Linked DNA regions of Mus musculus: region 2 is linked to region 1. A link is a loop called in an ENCODE intact Hi-C map of the cell type or tissue named here. Cell type or tissue: left cerebral cortex. All regions are shown on one strand. Links, peaks and the distances in the headings refer to the core of each region. The heading gives the core; the rest is flanking DNA. Region 1 holds the start of Ciart (circadian associated repressor of transcription). Region 2 overlaps Anp32e (acidic (leucine-rich) nuclear phosphoprotein 32 family, member E).

What was found. Hi-C counts contacts between places; a loop is a spot of excess contacts. Peaks named below come from ENCODE experiments on the same cell type or tissue, not always from the same donor. Only the 100,000 strongest peaks of a DNase experiment are listed, where the experiment ranks them.
Region 2: a loop joins it to region 1, with 2.1 times the contacts of the local background. A loop is called at or near these places in 8 of 42 quality-filtered maps.

Annotation. Positions count from the first base shown.
Region 1 is chr3:95,878,246-95,888,130 of GRCm38, forward strand. Ciart (circadian associated repressor of transcription) reads right to left here and starts at 3,983. Exons shown (of 6, transcript NM_001033302.2): 1 at 3,910-3,983; 2 at 2,936-3,344; 3 at 2,738-2,813; 4 at 2,390-2,468; 5 at 2,164-2,275; 6 at 260-904. The coding sequence starts at 3,280. The coding sequence ends at 389. BC028528 (cDNA sequence BC028528) reads right to left here. Exons shown (of 6, transcript NM_153513.4): 5 at 6,725-6,826; 6 at 5,700-5,992. The coding sequence ends at 6,728. C920021L13Rik (RIKEN cDNA C920021L13 gene) reads left to right here. Exons shown (of 4, transcript NR_040446.1): 2 at 8,546-8,698; 3 at 8,868-9,251; 4 at 9,824-9,885. In left cerebral cortex, for the core only: CTCF peaks have their summits at 3,683 and 4,988 (motif pointing right); DNase peaks (open chromatin) are centred at 3,071, 4,132 and 4,972; H3K4me3 peaks cover 2,132 bases; H3K27ac peaks cover 2,591 bases.
Region 2 is chr3:95,945,316-95,955,200 of GRCm38, forward strand. It overlaps Anp32e (acidic (leucine-rich) nuclear phosphoprotein 32 family, member E), which reads left to right. Exons shown (of 7, transcript NM_023210.4): 7 at 1-2,072. Among named protein-coding and RNA genes, the nearest start is that of Anp32e, 21 kb to the left of the region's middle. In left cerebral cortex, for the core only: no CTCF peak of the experiment used is centred there; DNase peaks (open chromatin) are centred at 5,778 and 5,954; H3K4me3 peaks cover 1,509 bases; H3K27ac peaks cover 1,573 bases.

The DNA of each region.
Region 1 (9,885 bases), core at 534-8,533:
ACAGTGTACTTGTATAAAATAAATAAGTCTTTTTTTAAAAAAAAAGCATTTGGGGGCTGGTGAGATGGCTCAGCAGGTAAGAGCACCCGACTGCTTTTCCAAAGGTCCGGAGTTCAAATCCCAGCAACCACATGGTGGCTCACAACCATCCATAATGAGATCTGACGCCCTCTTCTGGAGTGTCTGAAGACAGCTACAGTGTACTTACATATAATAAATAATAAATAAATCTTTAAAAAAAAAAAAAAAAAGCATTTAAGTAAAAAATGTCTTTAATCAGAAAGGATTTCTATTTCCTCACCACAAATACATTAAAGTAAAAAAAAAAATACACATAAAACATACATTTATACAAATTGGGAATCAGGGGAAAGAAGCAGAGCCTGGGTTAGGGCTGAGGATCCGGAGCAACTGGGGGATGGCTAGTCATCTGTGGCTCTGGGTGTCCTTTAGTCATCTCTCTGTCTGTGGTAGGCAGGACAGGCGGACATAGGATGCAACTCCAGTCTGATGGCAGTGTTACTGGCAAACTGTGGCAACGAGGCTCCTCGCCAGGCAGTTTCTTCAGATCACCAGGGACGACAGGAGACAGTGGAGTTGGTGGGACCGGAGTGCCCGGGGCAGAATGGGTGAAGGGCTGTCCTCCTTTCTGGAGGACAAGGATGACACCAATGCTGGCTCCAGTGCCTATGGGGCTGTGGCCAGAGGCGGAGCCTTGGGAGCTGAGGGGAGGGTTACAAATTGGAGTGCTATGAATCCAGGTGAGGTTCATAGCTGGCCATCCAGTGAGATGCCAAGGCTGCTTTGGTTTCAAAACTAAATGTCCCAGCTGTGTTTGGCCCATCTTCTCTAGGAGAGGTGCAGGAGAAGCAGCCCCGGGGTCACCGTGGTGGCTGGGAAAGTGCTAGAGAATGGGAAATGCAAAACCAGGAGTTAACAAAGCTTACACATGAGTTTCACTTAAGCACAGACCTTTGCTTCCCTTGAGGACTCATTGTACAGTGCAAACAAACGTTTGTGCAACAGGTGTGTTCTGCCAGGTGATGATGAAGTAAAAATTTCAGCAATCAAGTAATGCTCCCATCTACCTAACACAAAGTTGGAGGCTACTCTGTAACAGACAGTATGAGGCTACTAGAAACAGACAAGATAAAAAGAGCCCCATGGCTCTCATTATTTATACAGTGATTCCTGTTCGACTTCTTTAAATCAAACCCAGGACCTACTAAGTGGCAGAAAAGCAGTCTCATAAACCACACCACCAGCCAGAGAAATTGAAATGACTTTAATTTAATTTTCTTTTCTTTAATTTCTGTGTGAAAGGTCTCATTTCCCGTGTTTAGTTCTTTATGAGGCATGATCCTGTTAATCTTTCAGTCAGTCATTTTCATATCACTAGAAGCTTTAGTGGATTTAGCTGGGCATGATGATGCACACCTTTCATCTGAACACTCGGGAAGCTGAGGCACATGCATCTCTGAGTTTAAGGCTAGCCAGGTCTGCAGAACAAGTTGCAGGTCAGCCACTACACAGAGAAACCCTGTTTTCAAACAAACAGGAAAGGAAAGAAAAGAAAAGGAAAGGAAAGGAAAGGAAAGGAAAGGAAAGGAAGAAAGAAAGAGAGGGAGAAAGAAAGAGAAACTCACTATGTAAGGTTTAAAGTTATGTTGATAGAAGTCAAAAGATGGAGAGGGGGAGGGTTTTGGGGGGAGGTCAAGAAGAGAAAAATGGAGGCATCTTCTTGTGAGTCATTTGGCCAGATTAAAAGCCTTCTGTAAGCCAGGTATGGTGGTGCATGCCTTTGATCCCAGCACTCGGGAGGCAGAGGCAGGCGGACTTCTGAGTTAGAGGCCAGCCTGGTCTACAGAGTGAGTTCCAGGACAGCCAGGGCTACACAGAGAAACCCTGTCTCGAAAAAAACAGAAAAAAAAAAGCCTTCAGGAAGCAGACAGCTTTGACAGGAGGGCAGGGGTAAATTTCGTGAGATCTCAACAGAATAGAGCCAACATCGAGACGAAATCTAAAACTCACAGTAATGTGCCAAGTCAGACAGACAGCCCTTCCCTGGGAGGGAAAAGGGAAGGCACCTGGAAGGGAGACGTTCTCCAGACAGTCGGGGCCTGGGTCTTCTCCCAGTCTCTCCCTTGGTCTTTAGGGGCATACCTTGCTTATCTGGTGCCGGCTACCTCCTGAGGATGACTTCTGGGCAGCTATGTGAGGAAACCAAGTCTTTAACATCCCTTCCACCTGCAGCAAGGTTCCTAGATAACGTTCTCTGTGAAAAAAAGGATATTTTAAAAGTCAACTATGAAAAAAGAAACAGGGAGAACTGTACAGGCCTCCCTCAATAAGATACTGAGGAGGGAATGAAGGAAAGAGGGAGACTCACCCCATCTGAGGCTTCTGTAAAACACCCACTATGCGCTGGATCCGGTCCATGGCCACACTCTGTTGGAAGCTACTTAATCCTAGGGTGAAAGAGGGAGGGTGATTAGAGGGCGTGGGATGTACACAGCTCAGCTGTAGGTTCACTCCCAGCATTGAGGGAAACAGCAGAGGTGGGGACTGAGGTAAATGTAAAGGAAATACAGAGACAGATGGGGTTCAAATGAATTCACATGAAGAAATTAAGTTACAGATGCAAACAGAATAGCCCATGCCCCAAAGAGAAATGTAAGATTTCACTCAGAGAAGGGGGGCTACCCCCAGAAATATAATTAATTAATCAGATTATTACCTCTGTCAAAGCGACCCATCTTGAGTCCGTTCAGTAGGTCTGTGAGGGGCCGTATGAACCCTTGGAGTTCTTTACACTGTAGAAAAACAGCACAAGACTTTGAGACCAGCAGTGGTTTTTCTGCTGTGATGTAACTGGCAGGTCCTTGTCAACCAATTAGGTGTTTGCCACTGCACTATCTTTTCTGCTTTCTGTTACCTTTTGAGCAAAGAGCAGATCTCCCTCTGTAGTACATCCTTGGGTGTTCAGACTCGTCTCCTGTTCACCGTCTCTTGATCTCTTGACTTCAGATCCTTGCTGTTCCAGATGAGGTGCTGTATGTTGGTTACTAGAAACCCTGGGTCGATGTCTGCAGCGGATAGGGCCTGGACTGGGCCTGGAACCTCCTCTCTGACCCACAGTGTCTGGCCTGAGCTCATGGGTGCCCTTGCCCTCCCTCTCGTTATCAGAAGGGAAGCTAAAGTCACTGTTCACAGAGGACGTGGAAAATGATGGGGAGAGGGAGGAGGAGGAATAAGAAGAAACACTAGATGGAGAATCCATAGGTCCAGGAGCAGGAGAGGGGCTGAAGAGCAGCTCCCGTAGTACCAAAGATCAGAACCTGCAACTGAAAAGCAAAGCGAGGGAGTCTGAAATCAGAGTCAAAGAATTAGGAAAGGGACTGGGAGACTGGGGCATTCTAAACAGAGTAACATGGTTTTCGCTTTGTTTTATTGTTTTTCCGTTCTCAATAGAAACAAGAAAGAAAGGAAAAAAAAAAAAAACTTGCTCTTCCAGCCGCATTCAAAATCTAGACCGCCAGCCCACACAGAGCTCTTGACCCTACACAGCCTTTCTTCCCTTGGGTGAATAACCGACTTTACACCTTCCCCTCAGCCTGCAGTTCTGGGCTGTTCCCGGCCAGACCTCATAGGGAGCCTATCGACCTAAAAACGACACCCGCTAGAGGCTGCTCTGCGCACCAGAACCCACCTCAGGTCCCTAGAGTTCCGGCCCCATAGACACCCGGCTCCACCGCTTTCGCATCCTTCACCATCAGGTGCACTGCGCTGGTCAGTCTACGGTCGCGCCTGCCAGGTGATGCAATACCTCCCAACACCCCGATCTGCGGTCTTCCATGCCCACCCCATCCGGGTCGTCTTCCGGAGAGCGCTTGGCTCTCGTCCGCTTACCTGGGTCTGTCGGTTCAGCCCCGGTCGGTATGCAGCTTCTTCACTGTCTGTGCTGGTCTAGCCGACCCACCTCCGCCTCACTCTGTGGGTCCCGCCCCTTCCCCCTCCCAGACACGTGCGGTTCTGCACGTGCCTCCCCCTGCGTACACAGACCTTGTGCTCTCATTGGATAGCTTACCGGCAACACGTGACTCTAGATGCAGACGCTCACAGCCCATTTGCTACGGCACGCGGGGGCTCGGCCAATAGAGAGGCAGCCAAGTGGTGATTGGCTGGAAGGGAAGCAGTCCATGCTCCGCCCGTACATGCGGCTCCTCGGGTGATAAAAAAGGAGGATGGAAAAAAGTGAAAATTAAGGAAGGGGCGGAAAAGGGTGGAGCTCATAGCCTTAAATAGGACAGCACTGCGCGGGAGACGCACGGCTGGAGTGTACAGAGCGGGGCCGAGCCACGGAGGTGGCGCCTCGGGACGTGGGCCCCTCTGAGCGCCTCCGCGCACGGGCGCAGCACGTGGGAGCCCTCAGCAACTCGTGTCCGCAACGTGTGTGACAACGGACGTGTGACGCCGGGCATCCGTTCCCTTGTCGGCGGCTCGCCCTCGTGACTCCCCACTCTTTCATCCTCCCCTCCTCGCCACCAAGTTGGGTGCCTCCTGCCCTGCTGGGCGAGGAGGGTGGGGACTGCGGCTGGAACACCGCGTCCTCTCCGGGGCTCCCGCCGCGCAGCTTCTCCAGCCGGTTCTTACATAACTTGCCACGCACGTTCCCAGCTCGGATGCCAGCCCGCCAAGATTCTAGAGGTCATAGCCGAACTTGTCCCTGACTTTTCTGCCCCGGGCCCTTCGGACCCTTCACTCAGAATTCTCTGATTCTCAGTACTGGGAACAGAGCAGAGTAGATCTTTGCTCCTCAAGCTTATGGCTTTATCTGGCTTCAGTTTATTTGTTCCTGGGAGAAAACTGGGGAAACGTTGAGGAAGGAAAAAAGCGAGTCAAGAGTTTAGAGAGTCACCAACAGACCTTAGCATCCCTTGCACCAAGTCACTGTAAAAGGAAACGATGGCGAGGAGGACCCTGTCGACTGAAGCAGAGGAGTCGCAAGGGGGCACTCTAGTTCTGATTAGGGTCGAGAGAACAGACACTACCACCCCCCCACCCCCCCAGTCTTACTAAAAGAAAAGTTGGACAGGGATCTAAGTCATGGTTTGGAGAACGTGTGGTTATTTTAAATATGTTCTAATGCTTTTTTACTTATATTTAGCAATGTGGTTATTTTAGAAAAAGGAAAAGGATTTCTAAATTAAACCTCAGCACTGTTTCCCCAAACACAATTTCAAGACAATATCAAATAAAATATAAGTAATCTAGATGTGGTGGCTCATGCCTTCTGTAATCCTGAGGGATGGATGCAAGGAGATCAGTTCAAGACCAACCCGAGCCACATGGGACCCTCAGGAAAAGAAAAGAAACAAAAATAGAGTTAGAATTACAGTCTCAGAATGAACCTGTTATCTGTGATAGTCTCTGTTCTACTCTAAACTATGTATAGGGTATAATTCCTTCTAATTAGTTGATATCTAATTCCTTCCCCACCCCACCCCCCAAGACAGGGTTTCTCCGTGTAGCTCTGGCTGCCCTGGAATTCACTTTGTAGACCAGGCTTGCCCTCAAACTCAAAGATCTGCCTGCTTCTGGTTCCCTGCCTTGTAATTCTCTTTCTAATCTGCCCTTCATGCCGCTAAATCTTGGTGTACGTGTCAGTGTTGACTTTAGAACAGACTCTCATTAAGAAGTAGGCAAAATTAATTTTTTAATTTTTTTCTTAAAAGAATTATTTATTGTATATATATATATATGTGTACACTGTAGCTGTCTTCAGACACTCCAGAAGAGGGCATGAGATCCCATTACAGATGGTTGTGAGCCACCATGTGGTTGCTGGGAATTGAACTCAGGACCTCTTGAAGAGCAGTCAGTGCTCTTAACCGCTGAACCATCTCTCCAGTCCCAATTTTTTTTTAAAATTTTTCATCCAAATTCTTGCCAAAGAATTCTAGTCTGAAGAGTGATAGCGGCCTTCTCTCACCTGGGAAAGGGGGTGGATAGAAACAGGGTCAGGGGGGCTGGCCCAGTGTTTAAGAGAACACACTTTCGCAGAGGACCTAAGTTCCAGTCCCAGCACTCATGTCAGCTGGCTCACAAACCCCTGTAAACTCTCCCCCCAGAAACTCTGGTGCTTGTAGCCTGAGCGCCCATACTCATGTGCACACACCCCTCCCTGCACACACACATAATTAAAAACAGTAAATCAAAAAACCAAGAGCAGGAAAGCAAGGAAGTCTCTTTGCTCCCGTCTCTATGCAAACGCCACTGATTTCAGGTTCTAAGGTGGATTCTCCATTCTTCATGCCTCCTTCCGCCTCCTGCTGAACTTTGCCTCTTGGCTCTACAGGGTTGTAGGACACACCCATTTTGACCTCTGGCACCTGCTATAACTTCAAACCTGGGCAGAATAGAACCAGCTCTGATTTTCCAGGCTTGTTGGGAGTTTGGAAAAGGCTTCTCCATTTAGCCTGCTTCTCTCCTAGGAGGAGGTCTTAAAAGTCTTGCCAGATCCGAATAAAAGAATGACATCACAAAAGTCTTTGCTTCAACATCTTTCAAAATTTTCAAGATCAGCTAATTAGATATTTCTAAAGGTGATCCTGCTTCCTTCTTTTCGTATGAGAATTGATGTCCAGGTTGGAAATACAAGCAAAAGGTAACTGGTAAGAATTACTTTATAGCACCCCACCAAGGCCAGTGGCTGCCCTCTTACCTTCTACATAAAATGTACCCCTCCTTGAAGGAGGGTCCATAACAGAAAGCAGGACACAGGACTCTGCAGCGTGGACATGGCATCATTCTGATTTGGACTCTGCTAAAACACCCCCCACATACACACACATAGGTCATTGTCACCTTTCCAGCAGTCCCATCCCCTCTCCAGGAAGACAATCTCTTTACACTAACCCCTTTTTTCTTTACCTGTGGTCTCAAAGGAGAGTCTGCCCGCCTCCCTATCACAATAAGAATTCTTCCTACTTGGGAGGCCACAACTCTCAATAACATTGCATTTTTTTACCCTTTGTAGGCATGACTTTGTATTAGATGTTTTTCAGGGACAGAATAAATGAGACTTAGTTCCTGGGCTTAAGTGGGGCTTGCCATCTATAGAGAACCTACCACACATTTCCCAATGTGTGTGGGGTATTTACTGCTTGCCAATCTTACTGGATCCTCCCACTTGTGTTCAATTGCATGTGTGCTGCTCTTTGGTTCTTTTGCCCTTTTTTTTTGTTTGTTTTTCGAGACAGGGTTTCTCTGTGTAGCCGTAGCCCTAGCTGTCCTGGAACTCACTCTGTAGACCAGGCTGGCCTCGAACTCAGAGATCCCCCTGCTGCTGCCTCAAAGCCATGTGCACCACTTCATGGGCCTTCCTTACTCTTGAGATGTTTTTTTTCCCTTACAGTCCAGGCTGGCCTCTAATCAGAGGTCAACTGTCTCTGTCTTGCAGTCGTAGACACCTCACCCAGCTTACACTCCGTACTCATTTATTCCACAAATCTAACTTTCTTTTAACAACTCAAACTACATTCTTGGGGGCATCCATGCCTCTTCCTCTTCGGGCTCTCAGTAGCTTTTGATTGATCATATCAAGCTTTCGCTCTTCTAGTCCCTATAACTCAAACTTGGCTGTCTGCCTGCCTCTTCCATTTCCTTGGTTGACTTATCTGCCTCCGCTGACTTAGGCATTGGCCTTTCCACTTTCACAATGTAACTTTGCCTTTAGGTCTCCACTCCTGATGTAGTTCAGCTGCCTTCAGAACACATACACAGGGCTGTCCAATTTATCACTGTCCTCCTAAACCACCCTGGCTTCCGACATTTTCCAAACGCTCATGAGTGAGTACATGTGTAGAGGTCAGAGGATAACTTGGGGGAATGGGTTCATTCTTCCCATCACATGGGTCCTAGGGATTGAAACCCAATTGTCTTGCTGGCAGACATCCTTGCCATCTGAGCCATCACACTGGTTTTCCCCAAACATGATCAGAGTCTGTAGGTTATTTTAGTTCTCCCTTATAGACAAGGCATGTTGTTCTAACGTTATTTTTCTCCTCTCAGTTTGCACCAGCACCCCCTAGTCCAGTCCTTTAGCAGGTGTTCCTGAGACAGTATAAACCGTTCCATTCTGTGCTTTCCATATAGTGAGATGAAGAGTTTTCTAGCCAGGTGGTGGTGGCGGCGCATGCCTTTAATCCCAGCACTTAGGAGGCAGAGGCAGGCAGATTTCTGAGTTTGAGGTCAGCCTGGTCTACAAAGTGAGTTCCAGGAGAGCCAGAGCTACACAGAGAAACCCTGTCCTGAAAATCCAAAAAAGCCGGGCGGTGGTGGCGCACCCCTTTGATCCCAGCACCTGGGAGGCAGAGACAGGCGGATCTCTGAGTTCGAGGCTCCTTATTGCTTATAAGCCCAAAGTCCAGCCTGACATTTCAGACTATCTGCAGATTTATCCCTAAGTTGATGTGCATGATATTACTATGCAAATATGAAAGACCTTGTGTAATTTTTTTTTTTTTTACATTTACTTATTTAGGTGGAAGAGTATAGGATGTTACAAGTGTGGAGGTCAAAGGACAACTCTTGGAATCTCTTCTATCCTATCACGTCGGTCTCAGGCATCAAACATGGGCCAGCTCCTCAGACTTGGCAGCCTTTACTTGAAGAGCCATCTTACTGCTCAAAAAAGGTTTCTCCTATGAGGACCGTGTAGCCTGGCTGTCCTAGAATTTGCTGTGCAGACCAACCTGGCCTTGAACTCATAAACATTTACCTGCCTCTGCCTCTAGAGTGTTGGGATTAAAAGCATTTCCCACTATGACCAGCCAATTTTTTTGTTTTGTTTTGTTTTTAAATAGGTCTTTCTGGTTGGTCCTGCTTCCATCCAACATCCCCACAGGCGGCCTATTCGGATTTTTTTCTCCTCCTCCTCCTGTCCTGCAAGGAAGCTTCCTGTCCCCTAACTCCACATGGTGAAAACATAATTCTCCAATTACCTATGCAGGCCCTTGCACATTTTTTTTCCTGCTTTATACTGTCTCCCTCTGTAGACTCTCCTGTCATACCCAAGACACCAAAAATAGCTATTTGTTCTGAGGTTTTTCCTTTGGCAGCTTTCACTCTTACCTTAACGGTAATGAGTCTAAGTTCATGTCTCCTTACAGAACACCACACAAGCCAAAGCTGCATCAGTCTCAAGTTACATCTAAAACAAAATCCGGATTGGCAAAACAGCTCAGCAGGTAAAAGCTCACGGCACTCAAGCCCAACAAACTGAGTCCCTAAAGTTGTCCTCTGTCCTCAACACAGGCACACACACACATGCACACCTACACACACACACACACACACACACACACACACACACACACACACACACGCACATATACACACATGCACACCTACACACACAAACACACTTGGGAAGCTGGAGCCTCAATTGGAGAATTGCCTCTGTCAGATTGGACTGTGGGAATGTCTTTGGGAGAATGTTCTTGATTAATGATTGATGTGGGAGCGCCCAGCCCACTGTGGGCAAGTGGTATAAAAGGGTGAGCTGAGCAAGCCATGGGAGTCAGCCAGTGAGCAGTGTCCTCCCAAGTCTATGCTTCAGTTCCTGCCTCAAGCTCCTGCCCTGACTTCTGTCAAGGATGAAACATGACTGCGTAGTTGTAAGACAAAATAAACCCTTTCTTCCCCTCGCTGGTTTTGTCAGTGTTTTATTACAGTAAAAGAAAACCAAACAACAATACCTCCATAGCAGCATTAATGACACAGTTCTGCCCTCCTGCAAAACCTGCCTTGTTTCCTGCAGGTCACGAGCCCTAGGATCTGTCTGGGTAAGAGATGTCATACCGTCCTCCTCCTCAATCCCCA
Region 2 (9,885 bases), core at 1,202-9,201, 68 kb after region 1:
TTATGTATGATAGCTGTCCCAGTAGGAGATGATGTGTAACTTTTTATAGGAAAAGTGTGGTTTTACTATTTTGGCCTTACCATTCCGGTTAAGATTTGCTAGTCTGTTAATCATAATGTTCTTAGAAAAGAATTCTCATTCATCTTCCCATAGTGAAATTCTCTAGCACTGTATTTAGATTCTGGATTTTTATAATTCATGCTTAATGTATTAGACATTTTTAGCCCATAATTAAAACATTGTTGCTTTTACACAGGTGTAGTTTGGTGCATTTCATTCATAGTGTTTTAAAGTTATTTATAAATTAACCAATTACACTCAGCTGTAATATGAAATGGCAGTAGTCTTTTGAATGATAAAGCTGGTTTTTTTGTTTTTGGTTGATTTAGAGACGATCCGGCTGTCATTAGCTTGAAGGCATTTTTGGGGGTGGGGTTAGGGTATCTGAAGGCTTTCCTATCATGGTTTGGGAAGTAGAAGCAGAGCGAGAGGGTTCTCTTCAGAGGCAGGTCATGGACTCAGTTCTGCTCAGTGACAGTTCAGGGCCCTTTAAGGAGCCTGTCCCTTTCTAAGGCCAGACTTGCCGTGGAGCGGTCTCTGGGTGGCCGTGCCAGCAGGCTGTCGGTCGGGTCAGCTGTGTGTCCCCTCCCAGCTGCTCCAGAAGGTTCTGTCACCTTCATTGCTTCATTCCTGTTCCCATCCAAAAGAAAGCTGGCAAAAGCTGTAATGCCCCAGAGACTTCATCTGCACCTCAGCCATCTGTCTCGGTTTCAAACAAGTGGCATGGAAGAGATGGAGCATTCAAGTTACAGTACCGAGGGCTTCGTGTCAGAGGCAGGCGTTGCTGACGGCCCGAGTCTGCTAGGATAAGCAGCAGCGTCCTCTCGCAGAGGTCAGACTGATTGCCAGCTGAGAACTGATGAGACGTTCAGGGCTAGTTTCTAAGTTTTCCTAGTGATTTGGATACCAACTCTGTGAAGTATTTATTATGTTTCTGAGAGCAACCTTTAATTCTTCCTGTAGTTTTGAAAGCGTGATCAGTTGTAGCCTTTGATTGGAACATAGTGGCAATAGGAGACTGTTTGAAAATCAATCTTGAAGTGTTGGTATTTATTTCAAATGAATGTCTGAAAAATAGAAAAAACATTTGGGGTACGGGTATGTGTTTTCTCGTGGCTTCAAACATGAGCGGACAGGCCCCTCTCTCTCTCTCCCTTTGTCCCGGAAGCTCCATGCACAAGGCACTTGCTTTTTAAGTCTTGGTTGCCAGTTTTTGTTTTCCTTTTGTTTTATATACTTCAGGTGGGTTTTTGTTTTGTTTTGTCTTTTTCTTTCTTTTTAAACTTAGCATCAGCATACGTATTTTGCCTCTCTTCTGGGACACATCGAAATTGCAACAGTGGGGCTGCTGCTCTTTCAACTTCACATGTCTGACCTGGTTTTTAACATAGCAAGTATGAACTTATTTGTAGAGAAGCTAATAAAAGTTGCATGCCTGACTGAGATAAATGTGTACTGAGTTCAGCGCAAGTGCAGGGATCGCCAAAGGATTGGCTTTGTTTCCTTGTTTCAGTAATTGGAACTCCTGCTGTCAGTCTCTAAAGAATTCTCTTTGCAAACTATGCCAGGTTCAAAATAAATGCTTATTTTTAAAAATGAAATCTATATATTGACTTTTTATCAATCATCTATTGTGCAATCAAAATTAGAGTTCTTGAGTTTAAAAACAACGCATAGGGCCTCCAGATAACTATTAAGACTTATTTAGCTTAGTGGGTGGTATTTTCATGCAAATAAGCAAGGGTGGGTTTTCTATTCTGTAGAAGTTCTGGGTTCTGTTCTAACCCTCTCTGTACTGTGCGTGTGTATACCATATGTGAAGTCCTTAGAGACTTTGAGGTTGATTGATACTTTTGTGCAGCTGTGCTTTGACTAACGCCATCACAGTGTTAAACACGAGGACGGGCAGCGCTGATCATGGGGTTCTGACTATTTTGTTTTTTTTCCCTTACTGCTGTAACTTAAGTTTTTGAAACTGCATTGCTTTGAATAAATTGAAGCGTTATTAATAATGACTAGCTTCAGTGTGTGATTGTTCACTCTTCAGAATTACCATCTACTGTTTCAAAGGTCTTTAGAAACAGAAATGACTTTTGAAGGGTAGTCAGACTTGTGACAATAATAGGCACTAGAAAACTCATACTCCAACAGCAGTGGTGGTACACACCTCTAATCCCAGCACCTGGAGGCAGAGGCAGATGGATCTCTTGAGTTTGAGTCCAGCCAGTGCTACACAAAGAAACCCTGTCTGGAAAAATAAAAACAAAATTCCTTTCCCTCACCAAAATTCTGGATTGGCTCAAATTTCCCTTTGGAGTTGCAGGTTGGGCCAGGACTTTATTGCCTATAGTTCAGCAGGTATTTATAAAACAATCACAGGATTATATGGTTTTTCTAGAATGAGCTCAACTTCTCAGCATAGTATGTTAGTTCCCTACATGTGTATCTTGAAACAATAGATTTTTATAAATCCCTAGTTTTGGGTTTATATGATTTATTTCTGAAATGTCTTTTGTCAAGTTATGCTAATGTTCTAATGATTACAGTATAGGGAAAATATTAATTACTAAATTCTTTTTGAGAGGTGGAAGCATTGAGCTATTTTTAACTACAGGTATTCACTGAAATCTGTGGTTTTGTCCTTTTTTGAGGGGATGGGGCATTGCCATTATATTCCTGGCTGTGTAGGAACTCAATGTTTAGACCAGGGTGGCCTTGAACTCAAGATTTGTCCTCATCAAATTCCAAGTTCTCAGATTAAAGGCACTGCGGCAGCCACGCCTTTGTCTTTTTATGCTTGGTGTGCTGCCCCACACCTGTGATCCCAGTGTTAAGAGGCTGAGGCTGGACAATTAGCACAGTTCAAGAGCAGCGTGAGGCTGTCTAAAGACAGACATTACATAGTTTTCTCCTTTAAGGAAAACGACAGGATCAGAAGTTTTGGGTAAAATTATTCAATAATGAGTCAATTTAATGAGGTGGTGTGACTCAAAAGTATTCTTAAGTATGGTTTATTCTTTGTTCTGTTGGGTTTTGAATTACATTTTTTTCCTAGTTGCTGGAGATTTGTTTCCAGTGCTGTTGTGTGATTCAGTGATAGTCTGCAGCTATCCCTCAGACAGCATCCTACCACTGACTGCCGCATGCCTCCCCACATTCTGATCAGCCTGAGAGGAGACCAGAGTATGTCCTGGCCGGACAGCTGCATGCGTTTCTGTTCTATTTAATTGGACAACTCGACTTGAAGGAAAACATCATGTCCCAAAATGGAAATTGCAAAATGAACTCTTATCTCGGGGGAACCTCTAATAAGAAGACTATGTATCTCTAATAAAAATACATTTATTTAGAGACAGGTTCTCGTGAAGCCCTGGCTGGCCTGGAAGTCAGCAGATCACTTGTTTCTGCCTCCAGTGTGCTTCAATAAGGCTGCAGTGCCCAGCCCTGGTAAAATACGTTACAAAGACTTACTGACTGACTTTTAACTTAAGAGTATGTGTGAGCCTTCAGATCCCTTGGAACAAAGATTTTTTGGCTGTGTAAGCTGGTAACTCACCTGAGCCTCTGTAAGAGCAGCAAGTGCTCCTAACTGCAGAGCCACCTTCAGCTCAAGTTCAAGTTGTTCAAGTCTTAGGGCTTCTTAACCTGCTAAGACCCTATAGTAGGGTAACCGTGACTAAGAAAGACGAAGGAAAGTATGTATTTCAGTTAAGTTCTTGAATATTTCCCTGTGTGTGTGTGTGTGTGTGTGTGTGTGTGAGAGAGAGAGAGAGAGAGAGAGAGAGAGCATCATTTGGATGCCTCCTTAGAGAAATGTGCATCCACCATTAAATACATAGACTGTAAGAGGGCCATAATCTCAACCCTACGCACTGCCTATGACTGACTTCCTGGGCAGGGTCACTCCACAGGGCGGAGTGGGTTCTCCACCCAGAGAAAAGAGCATACAATCTTTGATAGCGACATATGATCGGTGTTGGCTTTTACAAACTTCACACTAGAGAACATGAAATCGAGGTTTTGTTTTGTTTTAAGCAAAAACAACCCTCAATGTTAATAAGGTTGGGATTTTATATTAGGGCACACGCTTAGCTACTTTTGGAAGCACCACGCCCATGCAGAGAGCTGTCAGGATTATTAGAATGAATAAAGACCTGTAAATGAAACTGCTTTAAAAGTTTTTTTTTGGGGGGGGGCGTGGTGGCACACCCCTTTAATCCCAGCACTGGGGAGGCAGAGGCAGGCAGATTTCTGAGTCCGAGGCCAGCCTGGTCTACAAAGTGAGTTCCAGGACAGCCAGGGCTACACAGAGAAGCCCTGTCTTGAAAAAACAAAACAAAACAAAACAAAAAACAACAACAACAACAAACGTTTTGTGAGGTAGGATCTTAGTCTAGCCTAGGCTAACCTCAAACAGTTTTGCTTTACCAGAGTGCTGGTATTACATGGCCGAGGAGCCAATGGACACCGTCCCACCTGCGGGCAAGCCACTATCCCACCAACCCCCCCCCCCCTTTTCTGAGAATATTGAGTTAAATCCATCTTTGCAGCTCTGAGAATTATTTGTAGATTAGATTATTTTTCTGGATAAGATTAACAATGAGAATTTTAAAAAATTCGAATTCCAAGTGATTTTACAGATTTTTTATTAGATATTTTCTTTATATACATTTCAAATGCTATCCCGAAAGTTCCCTATACCCTCACCCCGCCCTGCTTCCCTACCCACCCACTTCCAATTCTTGGCCCTGACATTCCCCTGTACTGGGGCATATAAAGTTTGCAATACCAAGGGGCCTCTCTTCCCAGTGTTGGCCGACTAAGCCATCTTCTGCTACATATGCAGCTAGAGACACGAGCTCTGGGGATACTGGTTAGTTCATATTGTTGTTCCACCTATTGTTGCAGACCCCTTCAGCTCCTTGGGTGCTTTCTCTAGCTTCTCTATTGGGGGCACTCACTGATAAGTGGATATTAGCCCAGAAACATAGGACACCCAAGATACAATTTGCAAAACACAAGAAAATCAAGAAGAGGGAAGACCAATGGGTGGATACTTCACTCTTCCTTAGAGTAGGGAACAAAATACCCATGAAAGGAGTTACAGAGACAAAGTTTGGAGCTAAGATGAAAGGATGGACTATCCAGAGACTACCCCACCAGGGGATCCATCCCATAATCAGCCACCAAACCCAGGCACTATTGCATATGCCAGCAAGATTTTGCTGAAGGGACCCTGGTATAGCTGTATGAGGCTATGCCAGTGCCTGGCAAATACAGAAGTGGATGTTCACAGTCATCTATAAGATTTTACAGATTTTATTTTGTAATAAAGCTGTATATATCGGAATATGGGGTTCCCGGGCTGCAGTTCGCAGGAGGTGCTGCGCTAGACGCCAACTTTTAAGGAGACTCTTCTAAGGTCGCGTTTCCCACCGCGATCCCCGGGTCGAGCCAGCGTGCTGCCACGTATCGGGTCTTGATAGGCTTGAACAGGTCATGCCATTTATCTAAATGCTTTTGGAAGTCAGTCCTCTGCCGCAGTCCCTGGGCATATCCCGAGCTTCCAATCTTTATTTTCCGTTTTCTAATTGCTGCTACTACAGCAGAGCGCCCTGCTGGGGTCCGCCAAGAACAGGACTTAGGACAGAACTGCAAATCGAGCACTCGTTCCGGAGCTAGCGAAGGCGGATGTGACGTCAGATCGACTACGTCGGATGCACCTGCCAGGCCTGGGCTCCTGGGAGTGAGACACGGTTGCCCCAGGGGCTAAGGGACAGACTCGACCTGACCGAATCCCATCACAAGGACGCCTTTCTAAACTCCACTGGGCCGCAGCTCTGGTCACGAGGCTCGGCCTCACTCCACCACCCCCCCAACCCCCGCCCCATCCCTTGTCAGAGCTCCCGTGCATGCGCAGTCGCGCCGGAAGCACGGCTCTGGAGTTTCCGCATCACGGACCTCAGGGATCCTCTACGCTGTTCATTGTCCTTCGGGTCTCGCAACGTTTGCCTAATGATTCCCAATTTCAGTGTTGCATCATTCTAAAGCCTGATGTTGAAGACTATCGCCCAACCCTGGTTAGCCAGTAATCGGAAACAGCAACGTTATGTGTCTTCTAAAGAAATGAGGGCTAGTTTTGTTTTGTTGTTTTTGGTTTTTTTTCGAGACAGGGTTTCTCTGTGTAGCCCTGGCTGTCCTGAAACTCACTCTGTAGACCAGGCTGGCCTCGAACTCAGAAATCCGCCTGCCTCTGCCTCCCAAGTGCTAGGATTAAAGGCGTGCGCCACCACTGCCCGGTGAGGGCTAGTTTTTTTGTTTGTTTGTTTGTTTTAATTTAGATTTTATGTGTATGAATGTCTTGTGTGTGTGTGTGTGTGTGTGTGTATCACTCGTGTGCCTGGTGCCCTCGGAGGTATCAGATGCTTGGGAGCCTCTGGGGATTGGTCCTCTGTAAGAGCAGCCAGTGCTGGAACTCACGCTGTAGACCAGGCTAGCCTCGAACTCAGAAATCCGCCTGCCTCTGCCTCCTGAGTGCTGGGATTAAAGGCGTGCGCCACCACTGTCCAGCTTGTTTGTACACATTTTTCACTGACCTTGTCCTCAGGAGCTAACCCTCCTATCTATCCATCCCCTTTCCCTACTCCTGGAACTGCTGCTAATTGATAAAACTTAAAACTACATCAGTCAAGTTGAGCAGGTGCTGGGAGAAAGCACTGAAGAAAACCGACTCCGAGACTACACATAAAACAGGAAGACAGCAGGGCTTGGTGGCGCACGCCTTTAATCCCAGCACTTGGGAGGCAGAGGTAGGCGATTTTCTGAGTTCGAGGCCAGCCTGGTCTACAAAGTAAGTTCCAGGACAGAGAAATCCTGCTTCGAAAAAACAAACAAACAAAAAACACGAAGGCTCTTTCTTTACCGAACGAGTGATTCCAACAGAGAGACTTTGTAAAGGTCCATTACAGAGAGAGTTAGGACTTATTTTTCCGTCTTTTAGTCAATCACAGCTGAAGGTAGTTTGTCAAAAGTATCAAAGTAAAATCATCCTTAAATCCTTTTTATTAGAACCAACGAACCACTTTAGAATGTTTGCATCAGTTTGTTTTGTACAGTAGAAGTTTCTTTGGAGGTCTGAGAAACATGGAAAAGGTCTTGGACTGCAGGCCATCCTAGGCCACATAGCCAGTCCTATCCTCAAACAGACAAGGATGGAGCAGAGTGTAGCACAAAGCTAGTGGTTTGGTCCCTGCTATTTGAAGAAGGAGAGGTGGTAAAACACTTGGATTTTTGCCCACTTTGTGACATTGTATCTCTGTATCCTTGGCTGTTCTGGAATTCAATCTGTAGACCAGGCTGGCCTGGAACTGGGATAGCCACTTGCCTCCCCAGGTGCTGAGATAAAGGTGTGCACCATTGCTGCAAGTTTTTAAATGTCTCTTTTCTATTGACTAACACCTCACTATTGGTGGATAAAGGAGATGATCTGTGGTGCCTGCCAGTTTACAGGGGGAGAATGGGCCGTCACCGGTACCCAGTCACTTCCTCCAAACTACATACGTATATGGTCTGTTCCTATAGCTTATTTCTGTAGCTCTTGTTTTTCATAACCCAGACTTCAAAATGCTATATGAGAGGCACAACAGATGAATTCTGTTCTTGGTGAGCAGGATTCAAAAGCTGAGACAGACCTCTGTTATCTTTTCAGTGAGTTTGATCATAAACACTAATTAGTGTATCCTTTTCTTAAGTTAGGCTTCAGTGCACTGGCCCCAGGATTCAAGGAAGGCAACAGCAGTGGGGGTGGGGTAGTCACAGCTGTCACTCTAATTTGCTTTCCTTTTAGTCTTTGTGTGTTCAGTCTTTGGGAGTCATTTGTGGTTCACAGATTAAAAAATGCCAAATTATGCACAGATCCAGCTATTGTTAAAGGCATCTTGTTTAACAAACATGGATACCTGTGCTTGAGGCACCTGCACAGTAGACAGCAAAGTGAATAATTCATGACTCCAGCCTTGCCAAACAAAGTCTGAGCAGACCCTTTGTGCCAGAGAGAAAGAGCAAGCAGGGAAATGGCTGCACTGACAGCTTGGACCCAGGAGGCTGACAGGACGCTAGAACTTCATTTGCTCATTTCAGGGAAGGTCTGATCGTCTGTTTTGCACCTCACCATGTTCCTGCAATGCCCACCCACTGTGACTCATGGGATGTGCTGGGGAGAGTTACTGGGGTCTACACCTGTGTGTTGATGTACTCATTTGTAGGGAGGTTGTACGTTTGCAATAGTTCTTGGTCTGTGTTCTAGATCAGCACTCTTGAAATGACATACAATGCTGGCTAGAATTCAAGCCACAGATGTTTTTAACATTTCCTGGCAGTCCTATTAAAAAGGAGGAAACAGGGGCTGGAGAGATGGCTCAGTGGTTAAGAGCACTCTGACTGCTCTTCCGGAGGTCCTGAGTTCAAATCCCAGCAACCACATGGTGGCTCACAACCATCTGTAATGAAATGGGATGCCCTCTTCTGGTGTGTCTGAAGACAGCTACAGTGTACTTACATATAATAAGTTAAAAAAAAAAAAAAAAAGGAGGAAACAGGTGGTGCTGGTGAGCGCCTTTAATCCCAGCACTTGGGAGGCAGAGGCAGGCAGATATTTGTGAGTTTGTGGCCAGCCTGGTCTACAGAGCTAGTTCCAAGACAGCCAGGACTACACAGAGAGACCCTGTCTTCAAAAGAAAACAACCCTCACCACTGACCCCCACCCCCAAAAAGAGGAAGAACCAATTTTGACAGTATGTTTTACTTAACCCAACAAATCCAAATATAATTTCAACATGTAAGCAATGCAAAAAATATTACTAAAATTTAGTTTTCATATAAGTCTTTATAGTTTGGGGTAGGTAGAGTTTTATGTCTCAATTTTAATTAGCCACATTTCAAGCACTCGGAGACTGGGTAGAGATCTAGCATGCTGTATGTCTGGGAAAAGGGAACTGAGAAGCAGAAGAAATGGTCTCGTGGCTCTCTGGCCATCATGGAGTCAGAGTCCCAGCTGATCTTGAGGACACTTTCTAGATTAATCTGACAAACTTATGCGTCTTTGATCCATTTTCCTTTAAAATATATTTATAGCTGGGCAGTGGTTGCGCACGCCTTTAATCCCAGCACTTGGGAGGTAGAGACAGGCAGATTTCTGAGTTCGAGGCCAGCCTGATCTACAAAGTGAGTTCCAGGACAGCCAAGGCTGTGGGAAGCCACATGTGCCGTTGCAGAGTGGCGCTGGCTTCCGCTGGCCACTACGCATACATAGACAGTAAAGTTTTTTGCCAAGATGAAGTTTTGAGAATTAACCAATCAGATGAGAGATAAGTTAGCCAATCAGATGAGAGAGAAGTTAACCAATCAGATGTAGGCATGCAAATGAGGTGGTAAGCATAACCCAAGCACAACCAATTTGGGTGCGAGACACGCCTCTCCTAGGGCTATATAAGCAGCACCAGTTCTGGGCTTGGGGTCTCTCCGCCTCTGCAATCAAGCTCTCCCAATAAACGTGTGCAGAAGGATCCTGTTGTAGCGTTGTTCTTGTTCTTGCTGGCGAGTCGGCCACAAGACAAGGCTATACAGAGAAACTCTGTTTCGAAAAAAAAACCAAACAAACAAACAAAAAAAGAAAGGAAGAAAGGAAGTTTCCAATTTAAACCAGCAGTGGTCATTGCTCAGTGTATATTGAAGCCACATTGGAACTGAGAGCCGAACAAGTATGCTGGTCTAAAGACTCCCAAATGGAGCTTTTTAGATTAGACCACAGACAGGTTAAGGGTGTGT